Linked DNA regions of Homo sapiens: region 2 is linked to region 1. The links are chromatin loops, found by intact Hi-C in ENCODE. Cell type or tissue: pancreas. All regions are shown on one strand.

Region 1 (8,000 bases):
TACCAAGCCTGGCTACACACTTGGATTAACCAGCGTGCTTATACAAATTGTCTGGTCACTTGAGTCCAGGAGTTCAAGGCTGCAGTGAGCTCTGATCACACCACTACACTCCAGCCTTGAATCAAACAAACAAAAAAACTGTCTGGGGCCTATCCCAGACTTATAACACTTACAATGTCTGCAGAAATTGTAAAAAAACTCCCCTAGTGATTCTGATGCAGCTGGTCCACAGATGAACATTTGAGAACCACTGCACTACACATTCCTTTAAGGCATAAAGAAACCAATCCAAAGAGATTAAAATATCCATCTCTTCCCTAAATATGTTCCTAAGGTAAATCTCTTTCAAAAGGCTAGAAATATAAACCCTTATGCTCTGCGACCCTTATAAAGGTGAAGCCATTACATTCTCAGTATTTATTACTATCTAATAGACAGGAAACGTCTGGCACTTAGTATGACAACAGTTACTATTAGGTGCCAATCAAGCAGTCAAAGACTTTTGACTTCTCAAGTGTGTAGTCCAAAACTGTAATAAAATCTAAGTGTTACTAAAAAGCAAAATAGCCTAACACAAAGACTGGTCACTTAAAATAAAGGAACATTTTCCTATAATTTCAAGTGTGCTAAGGGGAGCACTACTCTTTGACTCATAAATATCTGTAGTGGCTGCAAAAGCTTTTTGCTCTGGAACACTGCTTTATTTTCTTTCTTCCTTAAGCTTAACCCCAATAATAAACGCATTCACCTAATATAAGTGAGATGATAGCACTGCATCAAGGAGATGGCACAGAATTCTCCAGAGATTGCTGGTACAGCAAAATTCAGCAATTAGCTTCTGAGTAAGAAGAGAATCTTAAACATGTCACAACATACACTATTCCCCAAACTATTACTGATTAAAGTTTAAAGGCTAACTCAAACTTCTGGCTTCAATATTTCGCATAATGATTTGGGACCTATATAACTAACGAATTAACCGAAAGAGAGCACAACTCTTCCTTATCAAACTCAGCAAGTTTGTGGCATCCAGTTTTCATTAAATTTGCACCATTTGAGGATAAATAAAGAGTGTGTGGCACATATACTTAGTTTATTCAAAATAACATGAGGAAAACTGGATTTTCAGGGCACTTTGCTCATTAGTAAGTGTAAAAACCTCACACACACAGGCATCCCAAATGAAATCTATTGTCTTTGTCATTAATAAACCTCTAGTCTGTGAATGCCATTATTTCTATGGACTGAAATGGACCCTAGCAGTCTGAAGATCTTGGCATAGCTTTGTGCTACATATGTGTTATTTATGTACCAAGAAGATGTGATTTATTGTCTAATGTTTCTTTACTCAGATTGGCTCCAGGCAACACTGTGAGGTAGGTCAATATTATCTTTAGTGCCATACCTTTTACCTAAGCAGCCCTTGCTTTCATGCAGCTTTCTCTTTTCAGAGCCCACTGAACCTTTTCAAACAATGCCTTGTGCCTTTTACCTTTCTTGATCCAGCTCTGCCATCTAAACTTAATTGCCCTTTATGCTACTTAGGCAAGACCCAATGGACCAATCTGATCATTTATGTCAAATTATGATACTAATGGTGGATACATAATTAATGAATTATACCTCCTAGAACCCATACTCACTTTCAGAACCCCAAGAAAAACTAGAGAAGTGAATAATGTGGAAATTCCAAAGAAAGTTAGAGAAAACACTAATTTTTCTAGAAGCTGTCAAGACCTGTAAATAGTAGCTACCTCTTCTCTTTCAAGGTTGGCCTGACTCAAGAATTCCACCAAAACTATCTGTGGTAAGCAGAATAATATTTCCCTCCCCACTTCAAAGAGGCCCACATCCTAATCTCTGGAACCTGTAAATGGCAGTGGGGAATTAAGATTGCAAATGGAATTAAGGCTGCTAACTAGTTGACATTAAAATAAGGAGATTATCATGATTGAAGTGGGTGGGTCCAAGTGTAATCACAGGGTCCTTAAATGAGGAAAAAGAAGACACAAGAGTCAGAAACAAAGAGATGACATTGTGAGAAAGATGCAACCAGCTACTGCTGGCTTTGAATATGGAAGTTTTGTATGAGCCAAGGTTCAGACTCTAGATGCCAGAAAAGGCAAGAAAACAGACTCTCCCCTGGAGCCTGCAGAAAGAAATGCAATCCTGCTAACACCTTGATTTTAGTCCAATGACAACCATTTCCAACTTCTTACCTACAGAACTGTAATAAATGTGTGTGTTTTAAACAACTTAATTTGTGGTAATTTGTGACAGTGGCAATAGCAAATGAACATAGTATCAAAGTACACAGAGAGTGCTAGTACCTTCATTTCCTTAAAATACATGCTTGGCATTTATCTCACTGGATTATGCTGCTGCTTTATAGAAGTTGCCTCATTTGTATTTCCTACAGATTAGACAACCTAAATAGACTACCCATTGTTGTGGCTAGAGATAAAAGGAGAAAAATTCAGCAACCAGAAATAATTTAATGTACAATGCAAAAATATCTTTAAATGTTTTAATTGGACAAAAAAAGGTATAATTAGTGACAAGAAGTCATTGACTGGTGTGACCTTGTTCCAATCACTTTTATTGAAGAATAAAAGGATGATTTATCAAACCCAAGTTAAGAAACTCTGCTAAACATCAATGTATATGAATGGCTCACTGTAACCTACTAGCTAACATCATTTCACTCCTCTCTACCAGCACCCCAATTCACACTGAAGCACAATACCGGCTATTGATTTTATCCTGAATTTAGGGGAAATGCCTATTTTCAGAAAACTGCACATGCTACCTGAAACTTAAAACCAGAATAAACGATGTGTCTAACCCTAACCCTTAAAAATAAGTTATCCCAAGCATTAACCCAGAGTAGCTGTTTTATTCCCTCTGGACAAACATACAATAAATGTTCCTGAAAAGCAGTTTAGCAAAAGCATTGACAGATTCTTAGCTAGAGACAGATTCATAGCAAGAGAAAGCCTTACTATGATTCTCTAAACCCTTTATCATAAAGCACAAAATCTCTTACGTTTTTGGTTATCAAACGACTGAAAATATACCAATCCATATTCTACCCTAGTAAATGAAGTTCTTTGGTGGAAAACATTGATTGTTTTGCTCTAGAAGAGAATTTGGTGCCCTCTAGTGTTGAAAAACAAGATGATCCATTTCACCGTTAATAAACCAGCACTTCAGAGAGGGTCACAAAAGTACAGAATTTAAGAGCTAAATAGCATATTTCAGGACAGCACAGATATGTAATTATTTTTTAGTAGAAAGTTTTAGGCCAGGTGCAGTGCCTCAAGCCTGTAATCCCAGCACTTTGGGAGGCTGAGGTGGCTGAGTCACTTGAGTCCAGGAATTCAAGACCAGCCTGGGCAATATAGTGAGACCGCATCTCTACAAAAAATACACAATAACTTAGCTGGGCTTGGTGATGTGTGCCTGTAGTTGCACCTACTTGGGGGGCTGAGGTGAGAGGATCACTTGAGCTAAGGAGGCAGAAGTTGCAGTGAGCCGAGATCACGCCACTGCACTCCAACCTGGGTGACAGAGTGAGACCTTGTCTCAAAAAAAAAAAAAAAAAAAAAAAAGCAGTAATAGAAAGTTTTGGTCATGGATTATCATTCAATTTTTATTCTGATAGATTATCTTAAAAGCATTATTTTGAAATTGGGCCTCTTAGGTAAAATAATACTTGGCTATATGGTCTGTTGGAGATTTTCCCTCTGGCTTTACAAGGAGAACAAAGGTGAGTGATCTAAGCTTCTGCACCAAGAAATGAATAAAAAGGGTATAATATTAGGGTAATGACTTATAATGATTTTTTTAACGTTTTACAAAATACTGGAGACATAAAATAGAACAGAAAATAACATCTGTGATAATACTGCCCAGCTTAAGAAATAAAACATAATTAATAGCATTCCAGATTACATTCTCCTTCCCCTTCATAGATAACAACGCTCTCAAATTTGGCATTTTATTTTATTTTTGAGACAGGGTATTGTTCTGTCATCCAGGATGGGGTGCAATGGTACCATCATGGCTTACTGCAGTCTCAACCTCCCGGACTCAAGCGATCCTCCCACCTCATCCTCTCCAGTAGCTGGGACTATAGGCTTGCATAACCATGCCCAGCTAAGTATACATTTTTTGTAGAGATGGGGGTCTCACTATGTTGCTCCAGCTGGCCTTGAACTCCTGGGCTCAAGCAGTCCTCTTGCGTCAGCCTCCCAAAGGCTAGGATTTCAGGCAAGAGCCACCGTGCCTGACCAAATTTGGCCTCCTAATGATTGATGCTTACATATATTTTCAGTTTTCAGCCCTCTGACACTATTATATTGCTTCTAAGATTAAATATTAACTTTAAAATATTACTTTGTAAAAAGGAATCCCAGGTGATAATTACAGTTGGTATGCTGAGCCAAGGAGAGGATTCCAGGTACCTCCCAAGTTTGGGGGCACATGGAGGCTGATATTGTAAGGTCTCCACACGTGAGAGGAGTAGGTGAGATTTGCATCTCCACATGGGACAAGGCAGGACAAGGAAGCACTACCAGCAAGTGACTATGGTTTTAAAAATGGGTAAGGGCAGACATGGAGCAATGAGAGAGAAAAACAGGTTGGCAGTGTACATCTTGGTTGACATGGTAAATAAAACCAAATGTGCAGATTTATTTTTTATTTATTTATTTATTTTAAAAGTGAGATATTTCTTAAAAGTTTAGTGTACAAACAAAATGAAGGTACCTTCACATTTTACTACACATGTGCAGATAGTTTTCTTGGTGCACAGAGATAAGGCAGAATTAAGTTAGAATAAACATGTTCTAAAACTGACCTCCAGAAGAACTAGTCTTAGTCATTTCTTTGCAGAGTATGTGAACCAAGATTCGGGTTTGGTCTTTGGTGTTAGCACTGTGTCAAGGATCAGATAGAAAGTACAAATGGAGGGGCCCCTTTCTGAGGCCAGGCCCCACTGTCAGGGCATGTGGGGTGACCAAAGGCCAACAACCAGCTGAGGCTAAGAGGCTGCTCTGAGGAGGGCGGGGCTCCAGGTGCCTCTTGAACCCTTTGTTCGGGACCAGGACATGTGTGGCTGGGCAGCAGCCTTCAGACCCCCCACAGGCTGGTGCCCGGTACCCACAGCCTTCTGTTGGGTTGTCAGGCCCCTGCACCCATGGTGGGGTGCTGGGCTCCAGAGTTCCCTGGGACCAGCTGATCTCGTCCTTGGTTTTGGCCCAAATGCAAGCCCCTGGTCTCCTCCAAGTAACTTCCTTTCCCCAAGGCTGTCCAGGCCCCACCGCTGCCTGTTCCTTCCCAGGGCCTCCTGCAAGTCCCGATGCTGACGCCTCTCTGCCCACCTAGTTTGTGGCCGCTGCCTCCAGCTCTGTGTCTGCCTCCCAGCGAGGGAGCCGTGGTTGACGATCTCGTGAGTGTCTGCCCTTCTGAAGGGTACAGTGTGAAGTCTCGTCAGTCTCATTTAAATGCCTAAGCACCTCTTCAGAAACCAGGGAGTCAGCCGGGTTTCTCCATCTTTAATCATGTTTTCTAAAGGTTTTCTTGGCAATTTCCTGGCAATTTGCAAGACAGGACTTTTTGGTTGCCAACTTCCAATTAGCTTTAAACTTGCCACGATCTCCCAGGTCATCCCATCCATCGATGATGCTTATTACATTCTTCCTGATTTCCATGTGGCCAAATTCAATAGTTATTTACCCCAGGCTTGTATTTTGGAGGCTAAAGAACTCTGTTACCAGCTATATCTGTGCTGTGGCTGCTGTAGCAAAATATCACAAATGTGGCTTAAAACAACAAAAATTTTTTCTTTTTTTTTTTTTAGTATTTATTGATCATTCTTGGGTGTTTCTCAGAGAGGGGGATGTGGCAGGGTCATAGGATAATAATGGAGAGAAGGTCAGCAGATAAACACGTGAACAAAGGTCTCTGGTTTTCCTAGGCAGAGGTCCCTGCGGCCTTCAGCAGTGTTTGTGTCCCTGGGTACTTGAGATTAGGGAGTGGTGATGACTCTTAACGAGCATGCTGCCTTCAAGCATCTGTTTAACAAAGCACATCTTGCACCGCCCTTAATCCATTTAACCCTGAGTTGACACAGCACATGTTTCAGAGAGCATGGGGTTGGGGGTAAGGTTATAGATCAACAGCATCCCAAGGCAGAAGAATTTTTCTTAGTACAGAACAAAATGGAGTCTCCTATGTCTACTTCTTTCTACACAGACACAGTAACAATCTGATCTTTCTTTTCCCCACATTTCCCCCTTTTCTTTTCGACAAAACCGCCATTGTCATCATGGCCCGTTCTCGATGGTCGCTGCCTCTTCGGAGCTGTGGGGTACACCTCCCAGATGGGGCAGCCGGGCAGAGGCACTCCTCACTTCCCAGATGGGGCAGCCAGGCAGAGGCGCTCCTCACTTCCCAGATGGGGCGGCCAGGCAGAGGCGCTCCTCACTTCCCAGACGGGGCGGCCGGGCAGAGGCGCTCCTCACTTCCCAGAAGGGGCGGCCGGGCAGAGGCGCTCCTCACTTCCCAGACGGGGCAGCCGGGCAGAGGCGCTCCTCACTTCCCAGATGGGGTGGCCAGATGGGGTGGCCGGGCAGAGGCACTCCTCACTTCCCAGACGGGGCGGCCGGGCAGAGGCGCTCGCTTCATCCCAGACGGGGCGGCCGGGCAGAGGCACTCCTCACCTCCCAGCCAAAGGGAGGCTGGGCAGAGGTGCTCCTCACATCTCAGACGAAGGGTGGCCAGGCAGAGGCGCTCCTCACTTCCCAGACGGGGCGGCCAGGCAGAGGCGCTCCTCACTTCCCAGACGGGGCAGCCGGGCAGAGGCGCTCCTCACTTCCCAGACGGGGCGGCCGGGCAGAGACGCTCCTCACCTCCCAGACAGGGCGGCTAGGCAGAGGCGCTCACTTCCTCCCAGACGGGGCAGCCAGGCAGAGGCGCTCCTCACCTCCCAGACGAAGGGCGGCCGGGCAGAGGCGCTCCTCACCTCCCAGACGGAGGGCGGCCAGGCAGAGGCACTCCTCACATCCCAGACGATGGCCGGCTGGGCAGAGGCGCTCCTCACATCCCAGACGATGGGCGGCCAGGCAGAGGCGCTCCTCACTTCCCAGACAGGGCGGCCGGGCAGAGGCGCTCCTCACTTCCCAGACGGGGCGGCTGGGCAGAGGCGCTCCACACTTCCCAGACGGGGCGGCCGGGCCAAATGTGCAGATTTAGAATGAAAAAAAGATAGTTTTTCCTATGCGTAAGGCCAAAAGAGCTGAAGCCATCACCTAGTTCTATTCATCAAACACAGCTAGCACTAAGCTCAGACCAAAATGGTTAGTTCCAGTTTTCTGTGTGTGTTACTACTCTGAGACTAGCTGATGATTCTGATTTTTTCCCCTAACAAGCTGGCTTTACATAAAACTTAGCATCTTATTCCTTTTGGGTTGCTAGTAACAGAATGCCCAAGACTGGGTAATTTATTGAGACAAGAAAATGATTTTCTCACAGTTTGGGAGGCCAGCAGCCCAAGGTCAAGGGACCAGCATTTGGTGTGGTGAAGGCCTCCTTGCTGCATCCTCACATGGCAGAAGGTGGAAGGGTAAGAGAGCAAGCTAGCCGAACACTGTATACAGCCTGTTTCAAAAGGGCTTTAATTCCATTAATGAAGAAGGAGTCCTCAGGCCTAATTATCCTTTAAAGGCCCCATCTGTGAATACTATCACATAGGCAACATATGCATTTTGGAGGTGACATGTTCAAACCACAGCACTTGGGAAAGACAGCATGCATCTTTGCTGTTCTCCTACCTCCCAACTGACATTTCCCCCCAGTGCCTGAGGACGTCAGTGCTCTTTTCTCAGACCTTTCCTATACTCCAGTGACCTAGTAGCTCATGTAAATCTGGTAATGCAAGTAAAATACCTCCCACTGTACCTAGCATACAATAAAGCTCATTAAATATTAACCTGCTG
Region 2 (8,000 bases), 380 kb before region 1:
AAAAAACCTTTAAATAATTTAAAAATCATAATTCTTGCATCTGTCATGGCGTGGTTTGGAGCAGACATGCACAATGTCAGCTTTAAAATTCCCTTTTAAAAACAGCCTGGTTTTTGAATCTGTTCTTTTTTTTCTTGACGGCAGCTGCTTTCAAGTGTAAAATCATTTAAAAGGGCAGGGGGAGGCAGATAAAAGTAATAAGGAAGCATAGAAAACATAGTCAAAAACCAATAACTGTGTGGTTCAGCTGTCTGGAGGTCCTCGGGTTTTGTGATTTTTTTTCAGATGTTCTCAGTGGGTTTCCAGGAGGAGCCACCTAGCTTGAGATGAGACAACACAGCCCAAAGAACCTTCTCTTCCGTCTTCTCACCAGGGGGTAGGGAGTTAGATTCAGAAGGCTGCTGTCATCTGTGATGGGACATAATGTGCACATAAGTGAGGTATAGACACAACAACCTGCTTTTTAGGAAGTGGCTTTAAAAATCCACCATCCTCCTAATCAGGATTTCTCAACCTCAGCACTGTTGGCATTTTGGACCAGATGATTCTTGGTTGTGGGGTACTGTCCTGAGCACTGTGGAATGTTTAGTAGCATCCCTCAATTCATCAGATGCCAGTAGCACTGTATGACAATTTGTGGCAACCAAGTATATCCCCAGCTATGACCAAATGTTCCCTGGGGTGGGAGGCAAAAGAGTTCAAGGCTGAGAACCACTGCTTAAAATTGAATTGAAACTGCTTAGAGGCAATCTTTCAGTTGGGAAACGTATATACCTTATTTGAAAGAACCCATGCTTATGAGTAAGGTTGGCTTCTTTTCTAAACCTGCCTCTGCTATTTGCCAGTTCTGTGACTTTGAACATGTAACTGAAGCTTGCTAAGCTGTCTGTAAAATAGAGTTTAATAAAACTTAGCCCAGGTGAGGATTACATGAAATAATCTATGAAAAACATTTAGCTATGGTGAGTAGCTTACTGTCTAGCATAGAGGAAGCGTTTAGTTAAAATAGCTATTATTAACTATTTTCCTTTACATTGGATCATTATCACACCTTCATTCATTGACTTCATGTCTCTTCATGTTTCAACTATTTCCTATTGAGTCTTTCCCCAGCACTTTCTATAGATTTCTGTACACAAGGGCATTCATAGAAGACTGCCAGCTGTTGAATTAATAAGTTTTGGTTTGAAATTTTTAGGATGATGACAGGTAGAGGTAGAAATAAACCAGTAAATCTAATCTGGTTTAAAGAGTTGGGTTATTTAAAAAAGTGCAAAGCAAAAGAGAAGGTGGGTAGAAATATCCTGTTGAAGCAGAACTTGTCAATGTGGGTCCCAGAGGCAAAGGACTATGAGGGGATAATCTAGAATTTTCCAACTGGGGCAGTGTTATGACATGGTCAGACTGGAGCTAAGGGCAACAAGATGGTTGGCATTGGTGACTGTTACGTACCTAAGCTCCGCCAAGACTAGTTGCACTTTCCTTCCAGAGTGGGGCTAAGGAGTTCCCTCCTTTCCCTGTCCTAACCTTAAAGGGGATGGAAGCTTGGCAAAGGGCACAGAAGCAGAAGTTAGATGAAGAGATAGCTAAAGTGAAGAATGTGCCCCACCTCAATCGAACTGATTCGTAGAAGAGGGCTTGTTTTTCCTGATTACTGAGCCTAGATGCTGTAAACCAAAAATAAAATTGTAAACCCCCCAACCACCTGAATGGCCCCCTCCTCTCAGCCAACTGCATTCCAAAGTTAACTTGAAAAGCTAGTTCAGGCCATGTTGGGAAGAGGCAGTTGAACATTCTTCATTATATCCTCCTCCCTTTTGGAATTTAGACAAAGCTGACTGGAGTTAACATCAACACAGAGACCTTAAGACTGATAAAACAGACTCCTTCCGTCCGATAAGAAGCATTTATAATCTATTTTTGCTGAAGTCTGCTACCTGGAGGCTTCATCTACATGATAAAACCTTGGTCTCCATAACCCCCTATCATAATAACCCAGACATTTCTTTCTGTTGCTTCCCGGTCTTTAGATAATAACTCAAGCAACTGCCAATCAGAAAATCTTTGAATCTGCCTATGACTTAGAAGCCCCGCTTCCAGTTGTCCCGCTTTTCCAGACCAAACCGATATACATCTTATGTGTATCGATTAATGTCTTATGTCTTCCTACACGTATAAAACCAAGTTGTAGCCTGACCACCTTGGGCACATGTTCTCAGGACCTCCTGAGGCTGTGTCATGGGCATGTACTTAATCTTGGCAAAATAAATTTCTACATTGACTGAGATGTGTCTCAGATACTTTTTGGTTTACAATGCTCAGGAAACTGTTGAGAGCAAAAATAGATTCTGGCTTTCCAGTCCTCTTACATAAAGTGTCATCTAAGTGCCTGGGCTTCTCCTCCCCTTCCCAAAGGCTCTAATGTGTCATACTTATTTGTAAATTAGTATCACCCACCAAGGTTGACAGTGTTCCTTGGAATGTTGCACTATGTTATATATTTAGATAGAGCTAGAGTAGCAAGTCCAAGCCAGAGAAGAAAACAGGTGCCTCCGCTGGGCATATCAAATGAATCAAACACAGTCCACCCTCCCAGTCTCCAGAGATTAAAATCCTTTCTTAAAGCTCATATTCTGTTAACATGGAGAAAAACAGGGCTATAATTGTCCTTTCCATAGTGAAAAATAATTTACTATAATCTGGATGTCAACATTATGAGAGTTAAAAAGAGGATATCTTTCTTTTAAAGTTAACTTGCTCCCAATAGTTAAGAAACTGAAAACAGTGTTAGATACTAAACATTAGCCTCAGTTTTCAGGAGAACATCTCAGAGATAAACCATGAAATATTTGGAGCAGAAAGAAATAACTAATTTTCTCATCATTTTTAGGACTCTTACTTCTTTAACCATGAATTGATCAATGTACTTAACCTAGTTGGATATGGCAAAGATATAGCAAATTCTGAGGGGTAAAGAATTTTACCTTTCAGTGTCTCTTTGGACTCTGAATACACTTTCTGAAACTCAAATTCACCTGGAATTCAATGCTTCCCTAAAACAGAGTCACCAAAACTATGAAGATATTTATGGGAAAGAAAGATCTTCATAGTGTTCTTTATTTAAGACTTGGAAGATCTATTTTCTAAATTCTGGTATCTCCTTCCCTTTCCCCAAAGACATCTAATTTGGGGAGAGACTGAAGTGGTCTTTATACATTATAGAATGCAACTCTGATGTGTTTGCTCCTCTTACATGAGGAAATACCTACCACAATGTTGTATTTACAAAGGAAAATGTGTACGTGTATGTTGTGGTCATATATTTAGTTCCACTGTCTTGTTTTTGTATATATTAAAAGCAAGTAGGTATTATACACAGATATTATGAAATTTGTTTCAAGGTTCACCCTTATATCTGTGATGCACTCACTACAGTGGATTAAAAAAAACCTAAAAACCTTTCAATAGCACAGCCTTTTGAGCTATTGAAATTCTTCTCGCTCAGCCTTCTCTCTCTCTCTCTCTCTCTATATATATATATATATATGTATCCAGATATACATATATATAGCATATATATATGTATCCAGATATACATATATATAGCATATATATATGTATCCAGATATACATATATATAGCATATATATATGTATCCAGATATACATATATATAGCATATATATACACATTATGTACACATACATACCCACATATACACATATATTTATGTGTACTATATATCTCTCTCACAAGTGAATAAATTGTTAGGATTGATGAGAAAGTGCTCAGACATGAAGAAAGGTCAGGCTGCCTATTAAGGACAACTGCTGGTTTGGGGCATCTTTGCTGCACATTTGTGAGACCTTTGCCTTGCTTAGAGCTTGTCTGACTATCACCTAAGGCTGAGGTAATAGAAAAGCTAAAAAATTATTGGCAGAAATTCAGAGCAGCTTTCTACACCATAGGGAGCTGACACCTGCAGTAAATGCTGAAATTTACCAAGCAGTAAGTATTCCTGGGATGGTTTGAAGTGAATTCAGCTCCAAGGAAATGTGTCTCTCCACATTGATTGAAATCCTGTCTCTGAAAGCCTATCTCAGCAGCTCTGGGGTGGGGCCAGAGCATCAGCATTTCTTACAAGTTCCCAGACATTGCTGCTAGTCCTAAAACCACCCTATGAGAACCACTGAATAAACAGAAGGACTGCAAGAATGTAAGCAAAAGGGAATGTTTCCCCACTCATTCTAAATTTTCTGGAATAATCCACTTGAACTTATTGGAAAATCTTTGCTTTTTATTGCAAATTTTTGTTTAGATGTGGCTTCTAATTAAGACTTTTATATCATCTTTTCTCCAAAGTACTCACTCTCAGAAAACTATAACCTAAGACAGTTTTAAATGTGAAAATGAAAGGTGGAAAGGGAAGCAGAGTAAGTAAAGCACAGGAGAAAGTAAAAAAAAAAAGAGGGAGAATAGGAAATTTGGACACCAGTAAGTTCAAACCTCAGTCATTCAATGTTTAATTCTTTTAGATTTTTAAAAAAAATTTTATTTATTTTTGGAGTGACAGGGTTTCATTACGTTGCCCAGACTGGACTCGAACTCTTGGCCTCAAGCAATACTCCCACCTCAGCCTCCCAAAGTGCTGGGATTATAGGAATAAGCCACCATACCCAGCCTCAACATTTAATTCTTGAATGCTACTAAAGCCAGGGACACTGCAATTCCCCCAAACCACTTCTCTATTGCTCAAATTTATTTTGCTGATAAAAGATTTCTTATATAGGTGATAAGGAATGCTTCTACTACACTGCAGTTACAAATATCTATTCCAGGGAAAAAAAGAGAGAGACCCTCAGCTAAGCCAGTGGTTCTCAAACATTAGCTGCATCAGCCTCATCTTAGGTCTTGTTAAAGCACAAATTGCTGACCCCACCTCCAGAGTTTCTCAGTCAGTAGCTCTGGGGTGGGGCCAGAGGATCAGCATTTCTTACAAGTTCCCAGACATTGCTGCTGGTCCTAAGAGCACACTTTGAGAACCACTGGATTAACAGAAGGCCTGCTAAGTCCAAGGCTCTACATTGGGTACTGAGGATAATACCAAGATGGATCCTAATAGAAAGATAGTCCCTGGCCTCAAGGATCTTTCCTTGAGTAACTATAAGGCTTCATGAAAAATGCCGTAAGAAAGATCTGAATACATTGCTATGAGAATGCCAGGCAGGAGAAGGGGGGGAGATTCCTCCCATTTGGAGGAGAAGGAAAAAGATGTTTATGGAAGATTCACGGAGGCCCTGGGAGTTCATGCTGGGCCACGAGGAATGAGAACTTGGACATTTGGTGAAGGTGGCAGGGGATAGGCCTTCAGAATGGAGAGAACAGTGTGAATAAAGAGAAGTGATCAAAGGCAGCCTGAATTTGGGTCCAAGTGAACAGTCCAGTCTGGCTGGAATGAAGGGCTTATGAAGGAGGAGATAGTCCAAAACAGAGTTACTTAGAATTCCCTAACGATGCCTGTACTTTCTTTTGCCTGCTGCCTTTGCACTTGCCACCTCTCTTTTCAGAAAAGTCCTCCCTCCTTAGACAAATGGCAAGCCCTTCTTCAAAGATTAGCTTAAACATTTTTTTTCCTGCAGTCTTTTCTGACTGCTCCATGCTTCTGCATTCCTTCACGTTCCCATTGCTTCTATAAACAATTGCTACAGCTCTTGGCACATCATCTGCATCCAATCCCATCTTCCCACCGCTCTGTAAGCAACTCTTTATAAAAGTCTTAATGAATTTACCCCGGCTGCCCCAGCTCATCATCTGCCATTCACTTCCCCTCCTCCTTAGCCAAGCTTCCATGCCCAAAATTCCAAGAAAGCTGTTTTTGCCAACACCACAAGTGACTACCTTGTTGTTAAATCCTGTGGACACTTCCAATTCGTATTTAACTTCACCACTGGCCATTCCTTCTTTGCAACCTTCTTTGATTTATTTAATAATGCTCTTGTGATTTTCATCTCAGTCCCCTTTGTAAACTGATCTTTCCTCTCAAACCTTCCATTTTGGTATTCCAGGACTCTTGTCTGTGCACACTGTTGGTAGGGCTTCAATTCCCACTATGCTGATGATGCTCAAATCTGTGTTTCAGTCCTCTCAGATCACATGTCTCACTTCAGCACTATTAACCACTGAGCACTGCTCCAGAAAGTTCCCCCCATGTCCAAAAGTTGTTGTTCTCTGCCTTTACTACTGCTCCTCTGTTGTCTCTAACTTGGTGACCAACATCGTTATTTACTCCATTTTCCAAGTCTGAACTTGGGTTTCTTCCTTGATTCTGCTTCTCCTTATGCACCACATCCAATTGTCTCTGTCCTCCTCTCCAATCCCCTGACTTTAGGTGAGATCTTAAGCATTTCTCACCTGGATGACTGCACCTGCCTCCTTATGGACTCCTTCCAGTGGCTCCCAAACCTCTTAACATGGCCTAAGGGGTCTTAATGATACAGCTCTTGTCTCTCTCTTGTCTCTCTCTTAAGCCTTTTGTCTAGAGACTTTCCCAACTACTTAAGTCCTTGCAGTTATCAAAATCCCCTCCTATTTCATCTCCCCATATGCCTTCACACATCCAGAATCTTCTGCCTAGACTATCTTTTTTCTATTTCTTTGGCTAAGTGCTACTCATCCTAAAAATTCTCAGCACAGATACTTTCTAAAAAGCAATCCCTAATAATCCCCCATTTTCAATTAAAGCCTAGGCTAGGTGAGAATCTAATATACCTTGTAGCAACCCATATCTAACTGTTATGGCATTATTATATTGTGAGCACTAATTTCTGCGTCTTTCCGATTGTGTGTGTGTGTGTCTGCATATGTAATAGTTGTTTTCAGCCCAACCCTGAAGGCTCTACCAGAATCTGTGAGAGAGGAGGCATATGGCATTTGGAAAAGTTTCCTAGGTGATTCCCATCCAATTTTTCCCTGTTGAAAGGGACAGGTTTTAGTGGAGGAGAGACCTCCTCAGCACCTAGCACAGAATTTGACACATCATTGGTGACCATTATATGTTGGATGAGGATGGGGACAAAGGCTGCTGGGGTGAGAGGTCTGTTCTTCCTTCAGTAGATAGTGAGTAGACATTTCACATTTGTGAGTAGGAGCTCAACATAATAGAGTAATGCATTAAGAAATTAGATTGGTTTACATACGTCACACTGAATCTTGGACAAGAGATTGCAGAAATTGCAAAGGATATGGGGCTACTGGTAAAACTGCCCAGAATAATTTTCAGACAGCAGCTAGAAACATAGAAAGTCTTTACGAGGCCCTTGGGGGAAGGACCTAAAAGGTCATCTCTAGGCTAGATGGTGGCATAACTGCCCAGTGTTCTTCAGCCAGATATCTGAGAATTCTTCTGCCTCACACAGCCAGGTTCGGTTCTGGATGTGGGGGTCCTGATTGGAGGAGGATGCTATGAGTTTGGGAGAACTATCTCTAGGCCCACATTAGTCTGGAGTAGTACTGTTCACAGGAGGGGACTCATTCTAGCCCAGGTCAATTCCTGACTTACCTACTTCTCGACTGATTCTCGTGCATGGCATCAACGACCAAATTCTATGCAAGAATGAACATACTGACACCTCCCACAGCATTCACTAAGTCAGAATTTTGGAAAAGGCAAAACTGTCCTTCAGGCTTAATTTATTTCTGCTGATTTGTTTTGTTTGATAACAGCATGCATTTAGAAGATGCTTGTCCTTCACTTTCCAATCTCCTTTTAGCCTCTGTCCGTAACCTTGCAGGCTCCCCACAGGTGGTTCCATTTGTAATCCATTTGACACAGCGAGACTATCATAATTAATGAAGCTCCCTACAGCACTGCCAGTGTCCTAGAATGTAGGACAGGAGGGGCGCTGAAGCAGGGGAAAGAACAGCGGGCTGACAGCCAGGAGACCTGGCCCTTGTCTGCAGCCTGCAGTGGAACTCAGCAGTGCAAGGGTGGCTTGCTTTTCT

Evidence for each region. Peaks named below come from ENCODE experiments on the same cell type or tissue, not always from the same donor. Only the 100,000 strongest peaks of a DNase experiment are listed, where the experiment ranks them.
Region 2: a loop joins it to region 1, with 3 times the contacts of the local background. A loop is called at or near these places in 85 of 110 quality-filtered maps.

What each region holds. Positions count from the first base shown.
Region 1 is chr5:64,224,527-64,232,526 of GRCh38, reverse strand. The region is part of intron 5 of RNF180 (ring finger protein 180); the gene reads right to left. Among named protein-coding and RNA genes, the nearest start is that of RNF180, 63 kb to the right of the region's middle. In pancreas, a CTCF peak has its summit at 3,150 (motif pointing left); no DNase peak of the experiment used is centred here.
Region 2 is chr5:64,601,569-64,609,568 of GRCh38, reverse strand. RGS7BP (regulator of G protein signaling 7 binding protein) reads right to left here. Exons shown (of 6, transcript NM_001029875.3): 6 at 1-408. The coding sequence ends at 317. Among named protein-coding and RNA genes, the nearest start is that of SHISAL2B, 85 kb to the left of the region's middle. In pancreas, no CTCF peak of the experiment used is centred here; no DNase peak of the experiment used is centred here.